Linked DNA regions of Homo sapiens: region 2 is linked to region 1. Evidence: read pairs that join two places in POLR2A ChIA-PET (ENCODE). Cell type or tissue: OCI-LY7. All regions are shown on one strand. Links, peaks and the distances in the headings refer to the core of each region. The heading gives the core; the rest is flanking DNA.

Region 1 (8,349 bases), core at 290-8,289:
CCTTGAACAGACATCTTCATGTGGAATAATAAATCAAAATCAATTAGGTAGATATTTATATTTTAAAATATGATGCTTAGTTTTAGTTTCTGTATGTGAAAATGTTAAGTATTATTCCAGGACACTATTTTAAAAGTTTCAGATTTTTTAAAAATCAAAAATTAAAAAGAGACATGCTGAACTGTGTAAGTTACTTGTTGATTCTGGATATCAGATCTTTGTTTGATGCATAGTTTGTGAGGTTGTCACAAACCTGTAAGTTGCCAGTTTACTCCATTGATAGTTTCTTTTGCTGTGCAAAATCTCTTTAGTTTAATCAGGTCGCACTTGTCAATTTTTGTTTTTGTTGCAATTGCTGCTGAGGATTTAGTCATAAATCCTCTGTCCAGAATGGTATTTTCTAGGTTTTCCTCTAGAACTTTTATAGTTTGAGCTCTTACATATAAATATTTAATCCACCTTGAGTCAATTTTTGTGTATGGTGAAAGGTAAAAATCCAATTTCATTCTTCTGCGTCTGGCTAGCCAGTAATCCCAGTACCATTTATTGAATAGGAGTTCTTCCCCATTGTTTTTTATAAATCAAGAAACAAAAAACAAGTGACCACCTTAAAAAGTGAACCAAAGACATGAGCAGACACATCTCAAAAGAAGACGCATAAGCAGCCAATGAACAGGAAAAAATGCTCAACATCACTAATCATTAGAGAAGTGCAAATCGAAACCACAATCAGACACCATCTCATGCCAGTCAGAATAGCTATTATTAAAAAGTCAAAAAATAACAGATGCTGGAGAGGTTGCATAGAAAAGGGAATGCTTATACATTGTTGGTGGGAGTCTAAATTAGTTCAACCATGGTGAAAAGAAGTTTGGAGATTTCTCAAGGGTCTTAGAACTACCATGTGACACAGGAATCCCATTACTGGGTGTATATACCTAAAGGAAAATTAACAGTTCTACCAAAAAGATACATGAACTTACATATTCATTGCAGCACTATCTGCAATAGCAAAGACATAAAATCAACATACATGAATTGGATAAAGAAAATGTGGTACATATACACTGTAGAATACTGTACAGCTGTCAAAAAGAATAAAATCATGTCCTTTGCAACTACAAGGATGCAGATGGAGGCCATTATTCTAAGAAAATTAACTCAGGACCAAGAACAAACTACCACATGTTCTCACTTATAAGTGGGAGTCAAACAACGGGGTACACATGGACATAAAGAAAGGAGTATACACTGGGGACTACTAAAGGGGATACCAAAAAAGTGAGGGAAGGACTGAGAAACTGCCTCTTGGCTACTATGCTCACTACCCAGGTAACGAGATCATTTGTATCCCGAACGTCAGCATCACGCAATATACTCATGTAACGAACCTGCATGTGTACTCCCTGAATCTAAAATAAAAGTTGACCTTATATTTAAAAAAGATATGCTGTTTATCAAACAAAACAAATGAACAAACATCTTCTCCCACCAGGCTCTGTTAACTAGGAAATATTAACACTTAGCAACTTCTGAATCTCAACACTGAGGAAAGTTGGAAAATGGCCATCACACACAAAAACGCAAGTACATTGGTAATAACTAAAAAGATAAAAAAGAAGTAATGCAAAAACACCTACTAAGTGTGTCATATTCTGCTTTTACTTTTTATTAAATCAGGCTCATAGAACATATTGAAAAATCCCACATGACACTTTCTTTTCATTGCCACCTAATCTTTTCCAAACATACATGCCTTTCTGGTACTCACTCTGAGATTAATCAGCCTCTCACTCAGTACCAAAAATGGAGGTCTTTAATAAGAAATTCCTCTACTCTCACTACTGTGTTTCTCTCTTCACTCAAACCTTTTTCCTTCCTTTTTATTTCAGAATAATTTTATTGATCCCATTCACTCAAACCTCCTCTGGGCTTTTAAAAAACTTTTCTTAGTGTTTTTACATATAATTTTTTATTTTTTCTTGAGTTTTGCACATCCTAATGTTATGCTTAAATTTCCTTCATGAAAAAAACATGTTTTTACTCCTTCTTAATGCCTTTTCAAGGAACCCTGTGAGCTTGGACACTGTAGCATGATGAAACGATCAAAAGATAATTCTCTAGATATTCTGGACTATGTAATAGTTACTGGTCACTTGATATGTGTTGGACATAGGGCTACATACTTTCAAGTACTTATTAAATTATCAGAAAACATTATGTATTTCTAATGTTTAAGTCTTAGATTGGATTTCTAAATTGAATACATTTTTAATTTGCATTTCTTACAAATGTATACTTGGAAATATTATACATGCTAGTCTAAATACAAGGCTAAATAGGATTAGTATGTCAAAATTTTATTCCATATCATTTTGATTTTTTCTACCTTAATTGGGCTTAGGTAAAAAGTTTGAAATGTCCTTGCAGAAAAACGTATAACAATAAAATTCTTAATCATTATTAACAATAACAATAATAGGTATCCCTGGAGTCCTGAATAAGAACGAAAGGAAACCTAGAATAAAGCTAATGGATTAATAGAAGACAGATTGATCCAGAAACAAAAAGCCTCCATGAGGTTTAAAATGTGTCTGTATTTAAAGAGAAAAACTGAGAGCTGGAAAAATGTCTGATCAGGTAATAGAATGTTGTAGTGTAAGACTTTATTCATTGTTCATTTTTGGATTATGACAAAGTTCTAGGTGTGGCCTTCAATATATGAAGGCATATGTGGCATGAAACTAAAGCCGTTGGAGTTGAAGAGGAGAAACAATTATAAAACATGGGGATTCAGGATGGGTGCAGTGGCTCATGCCTGTAATCCCAGCGCTTTGGGAGGCTGAGGCAGGCGGATCACCTGAGGTCCGGAGTTTGAGACCAGACTGGCTAATATGGTGAAACCCCATTTCTACTAAAAGTACAAAAAATTATCTGGGCATGGTAGCATGTGCCTGTATTCCCAGCTACTCGGGAGGCTGAGGCAGAAGAATTGCTTGAACCCGGGAGGCCGAGGTTGCAGTGAGCTGAGATCATGCCGTTGCACTCCAGCCTGGGCGACAAGAGCAATACTCCATCTCAAAACAAAACAAAACAAAGCATGTGGATTCAATTATTATGAATTCCCAAAGACACTATTATAGCCTAGGATAATGATGGCTCCAAGGACAGCCATGAAGTCAGTGACAAAATCTTTTGGTGAATAACTGAGAGTGATTATAACAATTCAGCTTATCTGAATTCAACAGTGTTTTTATCTAAGAATAAAGGATTAATAATTTGGAATGGTAATTATAACAAGGAAAAATATCCTTATTCCTGTTCTTGAAGGTTTCCTTCTTACCATCAATGTGTGGTGGCTAGAAGATCAACATAATTTTTCAGGGACCACAGGGGAGTCCATGTATTCTGTGGAGACCAGGATTTATTTAAGAAAAGAAAATAATGGGCAGAAAGAGTATTCATTGTAGTTAATTGTGGTGGAGCTAGTTAATAGATCAAAGAATCCAGATTTGGCAGAGAGGGCAGAAATAGAAGTGTGAGTTAAAGGAACATTGGATACCATTTCAAAGAGAGTATATTATTAAACTAGCTTAGCATCTCAAGGTAGTGAGTTGACAGAAACAAGAGGTGTGTTGGAATTATCTGCTATCAAGATACTTACAGGGACTTTCGGCAAAGGTCCATTCAAATTGGTAATAACACAGCCAGAAGTTTTGGTGCTGTTTGATGGTAAACAATGTTTTTTGCTTGTCGGCCAGTCACATTTATCATTTTGCTTATATTTTCACATACAAGTTTTGCTGGAAAAATTGTGAGTTTCCTATTTACTTGTCTTCCAAGGAGAAAGATATGTATTCCAAAAAGGAAAAGGGAGCAGAGAACAATGATTAAGTCCCTTAAATAATTTTTTTACCTATAAGATATTCTTTATAAAGAAACTCTAAATTATTTTTCAAGTGGAAGTGTATTTTCTTTATTATTTTGATACTTCCATATCTATTTTCCCATATTATTTTCTACTATTTCTGTAAATCATCCAGAAGCAGCTTATATCTGTTACTCTAAGCTACATATGTTTCTTATTATTGAATATTATCCTTGATCTTTTTCTGATAAAGCTAAATTGAACTGATATGACAAAAAAAACACACCTCTTACTGGAAATATTAATTATTCACAGACAGCATTCCAGTATCAGGCACCAAATAAATAAAGAAAAAATATCCCTAATTCTGCACAAGGCAATTTTGGGAAAAACAACATTCACAGTATTAGTCGTGTTAATAGTCAGAACTATGAGCAGTTTTAAAGGACAGATGTTATTCTTCTTTCTCCAATGCTGTTTAATGATTTCTCATAGGCATCCTTATAAGGCCATAGAGGTTAGAGTGGGGCAGACATGGGCTCTTCAGTCAAGCAGTCTTGAGTCGGCTTAACTCATTGATTGACATTTATTGGTGGTATTGGACTGTTTAATTTCAGAGCCTCCACTGTTAATACTACACTATATTACCTCTCATAGGATCAACTCACTTGGTGGTGATGAGAAATAAATGAAATATTTATCTTTTCTATGCTTTTCATTTATTTTATAGTATAGGACAATGAAGCAATTTTTTCAGGTTCCTGAAGCTATCAGGTGGTAGAACTGAGATTAAAAACAAATAAGCAAAAACAAAAACAAAGAAAAAACACTGTCTTAACTTCATATCTAGTGCAATGTCTTAATATAACATTTTTTCTCATCCTTGAGAACATGTTTTAAAGTATAATTGCTTTACTTAAGAAAAAAATCAATGAGGTCTATAATCATTCTGTTTTGAGTCCTGGAATTTTTTTTTCATAGTCGAAGAAACTAGTGATCTTGAGAACGGTGTTGTGCTTATACTGCAATCTGATAGTAATTATATGTATACTGCAAATTCATATAATTTTTCTCTATTTTTTGTTTCACATAGTTTTAAATAATATGCAGAAATCACAGAGGTACATTATTGCCAAGATATAAAGATCATCTGTTGAAATGATTAATTATTAATGTATTCACATGCTAGCTGATTAAAAATATTTAGTGTAAGTGTATGTATTAGGGTTCTCTAAAGGGACAGAACTAATGGAATATATATATATTTATATATATATATACATATATATGTATGTATGAATTTGTTAAGTATTAACTTACACGATCACAAGGTCCCACAGTAGCCCGTCTGCAGGCCGAGGAGCAAGGAGAGACAGTCCGAGTTCCAAAACTAAAGAATCTGGAGTCCAATGTTTGAGGGCAGGAAGCATCCAGCACAGGAGAAAGATGTAGGCTGGGAGGCTAGGCCAGTCTCTTTTCACATTTTTCTGCCGGTTTATATTCTAGATGTGTTGGCAGCTGATTAGACTGTGCCCAGGCAGATTAAGGGTGGGTCTGCCTTTCCCATCCCGCTGACTCAAATGTTAATCTCCTTTGGCAACACCCTCACAGACTCAACAAAGATTCAGTACTTTGTATCCTTCAATCCAATCAAGTTGACACTCAGTATTAACCATCACAAGTCCACCCCTTGTCAACATGAACCCACACACATCTCCTGATATCAGACATAATCTTCAAATAAAGACAATTAATAAGGTTGTAATTATGCCTAACGTAATACAACTATCCTTCATACAATCAGAAACGCACCACTCCCCAACCCAAATACTATTACATAAAGTTAACAATACACAAATGCTAATATGAAGGCAATAAATCTTATGTCGCATGATAAAGGAGAAAGGAAATAAAATGAAGATATTTTTTAGTAAAAGTGTATACATGCACAGACATGCTTTTAACAAAATAAGGAGGAAATACTCATGACAATTACAGTCCTCATTGCTGCAGCTGTTCATGTGGTCATAGCTGGTATTGATGACTACCTTCTTCTACTACCCATTCTGTATTCCCTTTGCCTTTAACAGGCACCTCAGCAGGTCGTGTGTTTTTTTCCTGGTGGAGTGACCCAAACCTTCATTCCTGAAAGGTCTGGGTCATTTGTGGTCCTGCCTGGATTGGACTATTGTAGTTTCTGATTGACCTTAATCACAGGCCATCATAATACTAACAGACACCCTAATGGATCTCCTGTATTCCATGCATACTCTTCCTTACCTCAGTTGTGGAGTAGTAGACTGATTTCATCTTGATAATCTGGGTCAATCGCCCCAGCCAAGTAACTCTCTTCTTAGCCTGTTGACTTCAAGGTAGGAGAAGCCCAAAGTGTCCAAGTGGCAATCTTAACTTCTAATTGAATGGAATCGTTGTTGTGTCTCCTGGCGGCAGTGTTTCTCCCTCTGGAACTAAGACCTTTAGGCCAGCAAAATATAATGTCATGGGAACAGGAAGCAAAAATTTTGCCAGTGGATCTCTAGGGGTGTTGGTGAGTCGTGCCACTTCCATTTCCACCCCTTGATTCCTGGACTCCTGAATCTTGGCTATGGGAGAAACAGTACCATATATCGGCCACTGATTCAGAGCATACACAGCCTTCTGGAGCACTTTGCCCCAGCCCTGCAAAGTATTGTCACCTAGTTACCATTGTAATTGTGACTTCAAAAGGGCATTCCAGCGTTCTGTCAATCCAGCTGCTTCAGGGTGTTAAGGAACATGATAAGACCAGTAAATTCCATGAACGTGAGCCCATTGCCGCACTTCTTTACCCATAAGTGAGTGCCTTGGTCAAAGGCAATGCTGTGTGAAATACTATGACAGTGGATAAGGCATTCTGTGAGTCCATGGATGGTAGTCTTGGCAGAAGAATTGTGTGCAGGATAGGCAAACACATATCCAGAGTAAGTGTCTATTCCAGTAAGGACAAACCTCTGCCCTTTCCATGATGGAAAATGTCCAATATAATTAACCTGCCACTAAGTAGCTTGCTGATCACCTCAAGGAATGGTGCCATATCAAGGGTTTGATGTTGGTCTCTATTGCTGGGAAATTGGGCAATCAGCAGTAGTCACAGCCAGGTCAGCCTTGGTAAGCCCATGTTGCTGAGCCCATGCATAACCTCCATCCCTGCCACAATGGCCACTTTGTTCATAGGCCCATTGGGCTGTGACAGGGTGGCTGGAGAAAGAGGCTGAGTGGTGGCCACAAAACTGATCATCCTTTTCACTTGATTATTAAAATCCTTCTCTGCTGAGGTGACCCCTTGGTGACCACTCACATGGGATACAAATAACTTCACAATTTTTGACCACTCAGAGAGGTCCATTCACATACCTCTTCCCCAAATTTCTTTATCACCAATTCTCCAATCATGCTTCCTCCAAGTTCCTGACCATCCAGCCAAACCATTGGTTGAAGCCCATGAATCAGTACATAATCGCATATCTGGCCATTTCTCCTTCCTTGCACAGTGCACAACAAGGTGCACTGCTCGAAGTTCTGCCCACTGGGAAGATTTCCCTTCATAGCTGTCCTTCAGGGATGTCCTAGAAAAAGATTGTAGTGCTGCAGCTGTCCACTTTTGGGTAATGCCTGAATATTGTGAAGAACCTGTGAACCAGGCCCTAGTCTTCTTTTCCTCTGTCAACTGATCACAGGGAACACCCCATGTAGCCATCGGTGCAGGCTAGGGAAGAAAAGGCAGAGTGGCAGGAGTGGAGACCATGGGCATTTGAGCCACTTCCTCTTGTAACTTACTTGTGCCTTCAGGACCTGCTCGAGCCTGATCACGCATATACCACTTTCATTTGATGATGGACGGCTGCTGTGCACAACCTACTTTATGGCTAGATGGGCCAGAAAGAACCCAGTTCATGATAGGCAGTTCAGGTTACATGGTGCCTTGATGACCCACAGTCAAATGTTCAGTTTCCACCAAAGCCTAGTAATGAGCTAAGAGTTGTCTCTCAAAAGGAGAGTAGTTATCTGCAGAAGATGGCAGGGCCTTGCTCCAAAATCCTACAGGCCTCTGCTGTGATTCACCTATGAGGGCCTGTCAAAGGCTCCAAACAACATCCCTACCTGCAACTGAAACCTCAAACACCATAAACACCATTGGATCTTCTGGGTCATATGGCCCAAGTGGCAGAGCAGCTTGCACAGCAGCCTGGACCTGTTGCAGAGCCTTCTCCTGTTCTGGACCCTACTCAAAACTGGCCACCTTTTGGGTCACTGGATAAATGGGCTACAGTAACACACCCAAATGAGCAATGCATTGCCTCCAAAATCCAAATAGACCCACTAGGCATTGTGCCTCTTTCTTGATTATAGGAGGGGCCAAATGCAGCAACTTATCCTTCACCTTAGAAGGAATATCTTGGCAGGCTCCACACCACTGGACCCCTAGAAATTTCCCTGAGGTA
Region 2 (8,349 bases), core at 137-8,136, 61 kb after region 1:
TACCAGAAATTCTTTGGATTTGGGATTTTTTGAATTTTGGAATATGTGCATATATGTAATGAGATCTCTTGGGGATGGAACCCAAGTCTAAACATGAACTTCATTTGTGTTTTATATATACTTTATACACAGAGGCTGGAGGTAATTTTATACAATATTTAAATAATTTTGTGCATGAAACAAAGTTTACATACATTGAACCAACAGAAAACAATGGTGTCACTGTCTCTGCCACTCACACAGTCTGTGGTTGTTTGGCGTCACTATCATTCCTGAGTTTGAGTTCATATGTTACCATAAGCAATTATTTTCTTACACCTATTCACACTTAAGTACTTAACAGTAAAAAAATGTGGCATACCATTAACATAGTGACACAATAGAGTGTTCAAAATAACTAAGCAGCACAGTAGCATCACAGATTAGGGACGCTCAACCTGTAAAAGGTTTTGAGATTGGAAAGGAAGAAGTATAACTATCTCAAGTCACAGATGACAAGTTATTATATATAAAAATTATAACCTACATAAAACTACTATTAGACTCACAAATATTACTATTAGGACTAAGAAATAAGTTCCACAAGGTGACAGGATACAAGATCACTATACAAAAATTAACTTTATTTCTCTATAGTCACAGTAAAAATTCTGAAAACTAAATTGAGAAAACAATGCCTTGTACAATAGTACCAAAAAAATGAAAAAAGGAAGAAATTTAACAAAAGAGGTGCAAGACTTGTATATTGAAAATGATAAAACATTATTGATATAAACTAAACAAGATCTAAATATTTTTAAAAATCTTATACTTATGAATTGGAACACATACTATTTTTTAAATAGCAGTTGTATTAATTTGTTTTGGCTGTTATAACAAAATACCATAACTGAATAGCTTGTAAACAACAGAAATTTATTTCTTACAGTTTTGGAGGCTGTGAAGTCCAATACCAAGATGTCAGATTTTGTGTCTGGTGAGGGCCTGTTTTCTGATTCACAAATGGCAACTTCTCTTTTTAACTTCCAAATGCAATGTGTTCTCACAGGATAAAGGGGATGAACAAGGTCCCTCAGGCTTCTTCTATAAGGGCACCAGTCCCATTTGTCAAGGTTGAGCCTCATGACCTAATCACCTACCATGAGTCCCCATGTCCTAATAATATTGCATTGGGGATTAGGTTTCAACAAATAAATTTTGGAGCGAGACAAACATTCAAACCATGGCAGTAATACTCTGCAATCTTATCTACAAATTCAACACAATCCCTGTGAAAATTCCAACTGCCTTTTTTCCCAGAAATTGACAAGATTACTCTAAAATTCATATGGAATTTCAAGAAACCCAGAATAGCCAAAATAATCTACAACAAGAAGTCAAAGTTAGAAGACAGACTTTCCTATTTAAAAATTTAATGCAAAGCCAGGACAATCAACATATTTGTGAAATCTGCAAAACAACAGACATATAAATTGATGAAATAAAATTGAAAACTCAGAAAAATACAACCTTAAATCTTATGGTCAATTAATTTTCAATGGGAATATTTAGACAATTAACTAGATAGTCTTTTCAACAAATGGTGCTAGGACAACTGAATATCCACACGCAAAAGAATAAAAGTGGACAGTTCTCTCACACCATATATGAGAATTAACTCAAAACACTAAAGACCTAAATGTAAAAATTGAAAGTACAAAACTCTTTAAAAAGTACATAGTAGTATATTATTCTTACCATGGATTAGCCAATGGTTTCTCAGATATGACACTAAAAGCACAAGTCATAAAAGAAAACAAATAAAACTTGGATTTTATATATTACAAAATTTTGCTTCAAAGGACAACATCTAGAAAATGAAAAACAACAAAATAATATAAATATTTAAAATCAGGTATTTGATAAAGGTATCCAAACTGGTATCCAAAATACATAAAAAACTTAAATCTTCGTAATAAAAAGACAATCCAATTAAATTTTTTCAAAAGATTTGAATAAATATTTCTCCAAACAAATACCGCAAAGGCCAATATGCTATTTTATACAGTGGCCAATATAAATGATGTTTAACATCATTCATCATTAGGGAAATGCAAATTAAAACTACGATGGTATCCTACTTCACACCTACCAGAATGGAGATAATAAAAAGGGCAGATAATAACATGTACTGGCAAATATGGAATACTTTTAATGCTCATAAACAACTGTGGGAATGTAAAATGACGTAGACATATCAGAAAACTGTCATTTTCTCAAACACATAGGCAGTTACTATATGACCCAACAATTCCACTACTAAGTGTATACTCAGGAAAAATAAAAACATTTATCACCACAAAACTTGTACATAAATATTTGTAGAAGTAACATTATTTGTAGTAGACAAAAAGTGGAGGAAAACAACCGATGTTCATCAGTTGCTGAATTAATGAACAAAAGTACCCTGTCCATGCAATGGAATATTATCCTTCCATAAAAGAAAAGAAGTACATGCTAGAACATGAATGAACCCTGAAAACATCATGCTAAGTGAATGAAGCCATTCACAAAGGACCACACATTATGTGATTTTATTTACATGCAGTGTTCAGAATAAGCAAAACCATAGAGACAGAAAGCAGATTTGTGATTTCCAAGGGGTAGGAATTGCGATGAAAAATAGGGATTAATTGCAAATGGGTTTGGGTTTTCCTTTTTGGATGATGAAAATGTTCTAACAGTAAATAATAGGAGTGGTTGCACTAAACTGCATTCTTCAAGAGGTTGATTTTTATGGCATGTGAATGATGTGTGCATAAATGTATTATTTATTTTCATGTATTACAGGTAATATACCTGCATTATTGTTACATATATGTATTATATCTGAATAAAACTTTTTTAATTTATAAAGCTTTTATTACTAGAAAATAGCTGAGCTTAAATCTGAATGCAAGCCTATTGATTCTAAACTCTTCAAGATCCATGGCACCAAATCACATTCTTGGGCTTACAAAAAAAAATACAAAACTCCCTGATAATTTATCAGCACCAAAAATTTTATCACATAAATATATTCACAGAATTTGTGCATATGCATCCTAGTTCCTCAACAGCTATTAGTACTTGACACATGAGAATTTTCCAAATAATGGTATTAGTAATGGGAAATAAAAAGAGAAACACTAAAAAAAGAGGAAGCTCAAAACTAGAAAAAAATCTCTCATCTTTTTCCATACCAGGCAATTATACTATAGCAATAGATTACAAATGCTACTCTAACGTCCTAATTCAATAGCTAAGGTTTCTCATGAAGTGCCTTAGGTACATCTAGTGTAGAGTGGCAAAATATAGATAAATCCTTTGAAACAAATATATTATATTGCCCGCTTTTATTTGCCTCTTTATTAAATATTTTAAATATGGGTCATATTTTAAAGGATAATTTATTTGTTTGTCATCTCAGTGTCTCCCTATCATTTTTCTCTCATTCCCTCTCTTATACACACATTCATACACAAGGACAGTTGAAAACAACTTCATAATTTTGATACTTATTTTAATTATTGGGAAAAGTTATAAAAATTATGTAAATACATGCTTAACATTTTGGATTTGATGACTTGCCAAATTTTTTAAGTGAAAAAATAATTTGCCTAGCTGTTTACTGGGATTGCAGGAAATAAAGGAATGAAAAAAGTCAGAAGTTTATGTATTGATAATTTTCATATAAATTTGTATTCAGCCAAATAATCAAGGGTGAAGGTAAAATAATACATTTTTAGACAAGCAAAGACTCAGGGGCTACCTCTATGTACCCTTTCTTGGGAAGCTATTGGAGAAAATACTCCAGCAAAATGAAGGAGTACACAAACCAGAGAATGACATGGATCCAGCAAATAGGATCTAACGCAGGCAATATTCCAGCTATGGAGCTGGTTTTTAAAAGAAACACTAAAAATATTAATAGGTTAGCTGGAGAGAATGGCCCATGCCTGTAGTTCCAGCTACTCAGGAGGCTAAGCAAGAGGATGGCTTGAGCCCAAGTGTTCCAGACCAGCCTGGTCACCATAGTGAGATCCCTTCTCTTAAAAATAATAATGGGTTATTGCCAGATTTGGGGCATTTGGAAAGAAGCTCATTGAAGATAAAGCAGAAATAAAAAAAAAAAAAAACAAGGGGGAAAGGTTGGTTAGGCAATCATTAATTCTAGGGCAGAAAGAAGTACAAGATAGGAAGTAAGAGTATAACACGCTGTTTTTCTCAACAATGAGTAATATGTACATCATCATAATGATGTGGTGACTGCTTAGCTCCTAAATCTGGTAACTACTTTGGGACAATATGGGAGGAAAAGTGAAGATAGTGATGGTATAAGAGCTAAATCCTCAACTGTCATATCAAGAAATCACTATATAATGTATAAAATAATCAAGAAACGACTAGTTACATAAGGAAAAAAATAGAAGACATTGCTAAAAGAGTTAAAAGTCATTTAGAATTAGGAGGGATGGGGCAGGGTACTGTTAGGATGCATTATAAACTGAAGAGGCTTTTAAAAATTACATGTATTCATGTATGCATTCACTTGAAAAACCAAAAAAAATAATAATCTGGAAAAAATCCATGAAGGTAACTACCAGCAGGAAAAACTAAGAGAATGAAAAGTGCTTGCCTCTGGAAAGAACAACTGGCAGGACTGTTGTTTTCACTGTTAAGACTTTTGGAGCCATTTGATTTTACTTAACCATTTTCATATACTTCTTTAATGAAAATAATTGTCTTAATAAAAAGTTACACTCATTCATTAAAAAGTGATCTCTTTTAGAAAAAAAAAAAACCTTAAGAAACATTTAGCTATAAGATTAGAACTCTAAGCTGAACAGATATAAAAGCTTTTTTTGCCAAGATGATCTTTAGTACTCTTCTTTAATGAAGTGTTTGACTTAATAGAAAATTTGTCAAATAACTGTCTAATTTTAAATTAAAGTGGGAATAAAAGACTGAACCTAACTCCATTTTCAGAAAACAGCCCATGGAAATACTTAGTTCTCTAATCAAAAAGACCTGTATATCCCAAACCACTGACTTCTCACTTACTAGGAGACCCTTTGGAGATGAATGTTCACACAGGGTATCTAGAAGCAAATGTTTTGACATTTCAGTAATAAACAGATAAAATTAGAAGATTTGAATACTTAGGGAGAAAAAAAAGTAAGCCATTCAGAAGACATCTGTCAATGTAACATTCCACAACAGGTAAAATAAAAGTAAATATGCTCCTTGTCTAACTTCCAAATGCAATAATGTGAAGATCTTGAACTGAATCCCTTAGTTGAAGATAGTTGCATATATCATCCCATCATTAGGTCTTAATATTTGTTTCACATTTTGGCAAACATTGAGAACATCTGATCAATAATTTACTAAGGGAAAATGACTATGAGCTCTGCCCAAGAACCATTTTTTGGAGAAGCTAACTGGTTTATTTGTAGAACTTTCTAATCATTCATGTTTCATTCTGTGAATTTAAATAAGCTTTGATGCATTTGTGTTTATTGAGATAAAAATGAGCTAAAACATGACTTAATAAGTGAGATGTTACAATTGCTTCCATAGGAAATATATATATGTAGCTTTGTAATTACATTTACCTTAAAACATGTTTATCGACACTGTTATCTTTGAAATTATTGCAATTAAACTTGAAAGTAGTGCCAAATGTACAAGATAAAAGCATAAATAAAAAGATAGAAAATGAAAATTCATGAAACTTATAAGAAGTAGAGTTTGGAAGTAGACTACATATCCTCAGGCCAGCCAACCAGTAAGATTAGGAAAGGAATATTGAGCCATGGGGAAAACAGATGTTGTCTGGAGGGACCACAGTATTGAAAGGAAGATAATCCTTGACGGTCTAATGGTCTTTACTTAATCCTGAGTATACCTTTTCTTATAGAGTTAATTTAATTCCACTTAAAAAAGTCAACCTCATAAAATCTTACTTAAATGATATCGGGTGAAATATTTTTAGTGATATTCAGTAGGACATTTCACCACAGACGAAGTGGTTTGCCTAGGGGTAAAAATTCTGAGAGCCTGACCCTGTATTATAAATTCTTTAATACAAATTTAGGCTTTGCCAAGTAAAAAAACTGTTTCCCATATTGAAATTTTATTTGTAAGTCTTCAGGACAATCTGTTTTTATTTTTCTTACCATATTAACAAAGAGAAAAAATTTGATCAATTAAATTGTTGCTAAAATACAATTGGTTTTGTTATAATTGGTTATGGAGTTGTACTTTTTCCAGATGGAAAAGTATATATAAAATCATCACGTTTGAAACTTTTAGTATAGGTACAATCATGAAACCAACTAAAAATTCACTTTGACTCCAAATATGAATATTTGTCTTCCCTCCTTGTAATCTTGCCTCAATCTTTGCAAAGTTCTGGGCATTTGGTAGAATCCATCCTTGCCTGGGCTGTTTTGTTCTTCAAATGATTTCTTTGTATAGGATACAGGTATCTCTGGAGGGAGGTTTTATGAGACCCCCTCCAGAGATGCCTGTATCCTATACAAACAAATCAAAACTCCTAATGCCTTCAAAGTTTTTAACAGTCTGGTCCCAATTACACAGCTTCCAGAGGCCCTACCTCAGCTATCTGCTCATACATGCCCCAGAAGACCATGAATTCTCAGCCTTCTTAAATTTGCATATAATGTTCCCACTGTGTGACCCATTCTTCTACCCTGTTCTCTGTCCTCCAACTTTTTTCATCATCAAGGCTTAGCTCAAATTCTTTCTGCTCTGAATCTTTTCCCAACCCCTCTCCAAGCAGAATTCATTGCTGCCTTTTTTATGCTTCCATTACACTATCAGAGGTGAGTTGGAGGTCAGCTTAAACCCACTTGTGAGAGCTGATTGTTAAATATCCAGGAATTTCAAGCCAATTTTTAAACTGGTAGGACCTGGAAATCAGCCATGGTGGAAATATTTACAAAATAGAAATGGACAAATCCGAGCTCTTTCCCTCACCCTGCCAGAGAGCCAGTTTTCCAGCTCCTCACTGTTTTGCAGATGATGTTAGTATAGCACATATCCTATTCCCATTTATGTTACAGTTAAAATATCAGTCTCTCCTATAAAGTTGTGAGCTCACTGAGGTCAGAGTCACTATCTTTACTCACTTTTCTACCTCCCAGAACTTAGAAAAACTGTTTGATAAATGGCAGGTGATCAATGAACAACTTTTTAAATAAAAAATAAATATAAGTATTAAAACTAAACTGTTATTCTAACTCTTTCTTAATGAGAAATTAGGCACATGGCATAACCACTCTGAGTATGTTTCCCATTCTTCAACAGGCAGAGATATATCTCTGTAACCCAGTTATTGTAAGAATTAAACAAGATAAAACTTAGAAAAATTATTTGTAAATAATGAGAAATGAAAAATTCGTAAATAATGGAAAAAGTTCATGAGCTATTGTTATTTTCATTGAGGCATTTCCTCAAGTTCTAGCAATGTCCTCGGAGTATAAAATCCTCAAAAGGTATTCATAAAATTAATTCAATAATCAACATTGAAATTAATAACATTTATTAAACATGTCTTAATAAAATAATAATTCTTATTTTATTTATTTATTTATTTTTGGCCAAAGAAACACTCTTATTTAGCTCAATTTTTTTTGAAATTGAATTCCTCAAGTTCTACTGGTTACATAGCCCACTTTGGGTCATTGAGGGAGGGTTCACTGTGATAGGGAAGGAAGCAAATCAGTGATGATCATCTGGTGATACCATCTTACAGCCTTTGAGTCTGAGCAGCTCCAGTTTTGTCTAATTTTTAAAATAGGCATTTATATGTGATGTCCTTCAAATACTCTTTTCCACAGCCAAATTAAAGTTTAAAAAGTTTGAGATAATTGGAACACACACATCTGTAATAATATCATTTTATTATTTTTTACATGTTAAATTACTGCAACTTAATAGCATATTTTGAGTTGATTTCAAATGATTTTACATTAAGTTTTGGTTTATCTACTATAGAGGTGTCTATACTGAATTTATAATCAAATTAGAAATAGCTATTTTAATGACAATTGAAACATGAATAAATGGGATTATTCAATATGAATCCAAAATTTTAGTGAACAATAAAACTTTATTTTTTCACAACTTCTCACTGACAATTTGTTAAATTAGAACAAGCCTACTGACATAAGGAAACACTTCTGTCTTTTTATGTGGGAAATGGAAAGACTAAAGAACTGACACTCAAAGTTCAAACTGTGTAAATGAACTGCAGGGAAATGTTAGGCAATAAAGACAAGGAAGAAAAATTAAATATGAATT

Evidence for each region. ChIA-PET counts read pairs that join two places held together with the same protein. Peaks named below come from ENCODE experiments on the same cell type or tissue, not always from the same donor. Only the 100,000 strongest peaks of a DNase experiment are listed, where the experiment ranks them.
Region 2: POLR2A ChIA-PET joins it to region 1 with 12 read pairs; 2 of 35 experiments call an interaction of 5 or more read pairs at or near these places.

Annotation. Positions count from the first base shown.
Region 1 is chr4:31,504,625-31,512,973 of GRCh38, reverse strand. LINC02501 (long intergenic non-protein coding RNA 2501) reads right to left here and starts at 6,430. Exons shown (of 3, transcript NR_149121.1): 1 at 6,149-6,430. LOC105374564 (a long non-coding RNA gene) reads left to right here and starts at 6,666. Exons shown (of 3, transcript XR_925547.1): 1 at 6,666-6,828. In OCI-LY7, for the core only: no CTCF peak of the experiment used is centred there; no DNase peak of the experiment used is centred there.
Region 2 is chr4:31,443,206-31,451,554 of GRCh38, reverse strand. No RefSeq gene overlaps it. Among named protein-coding and RNA genes, the nearest start is that of LINC02501, 59 kb to the left of the region's middle. In OCI-LY7, for the core only: no CTCF peak of the experiment used is centred there; no DNase peak of the experiment used is centred there.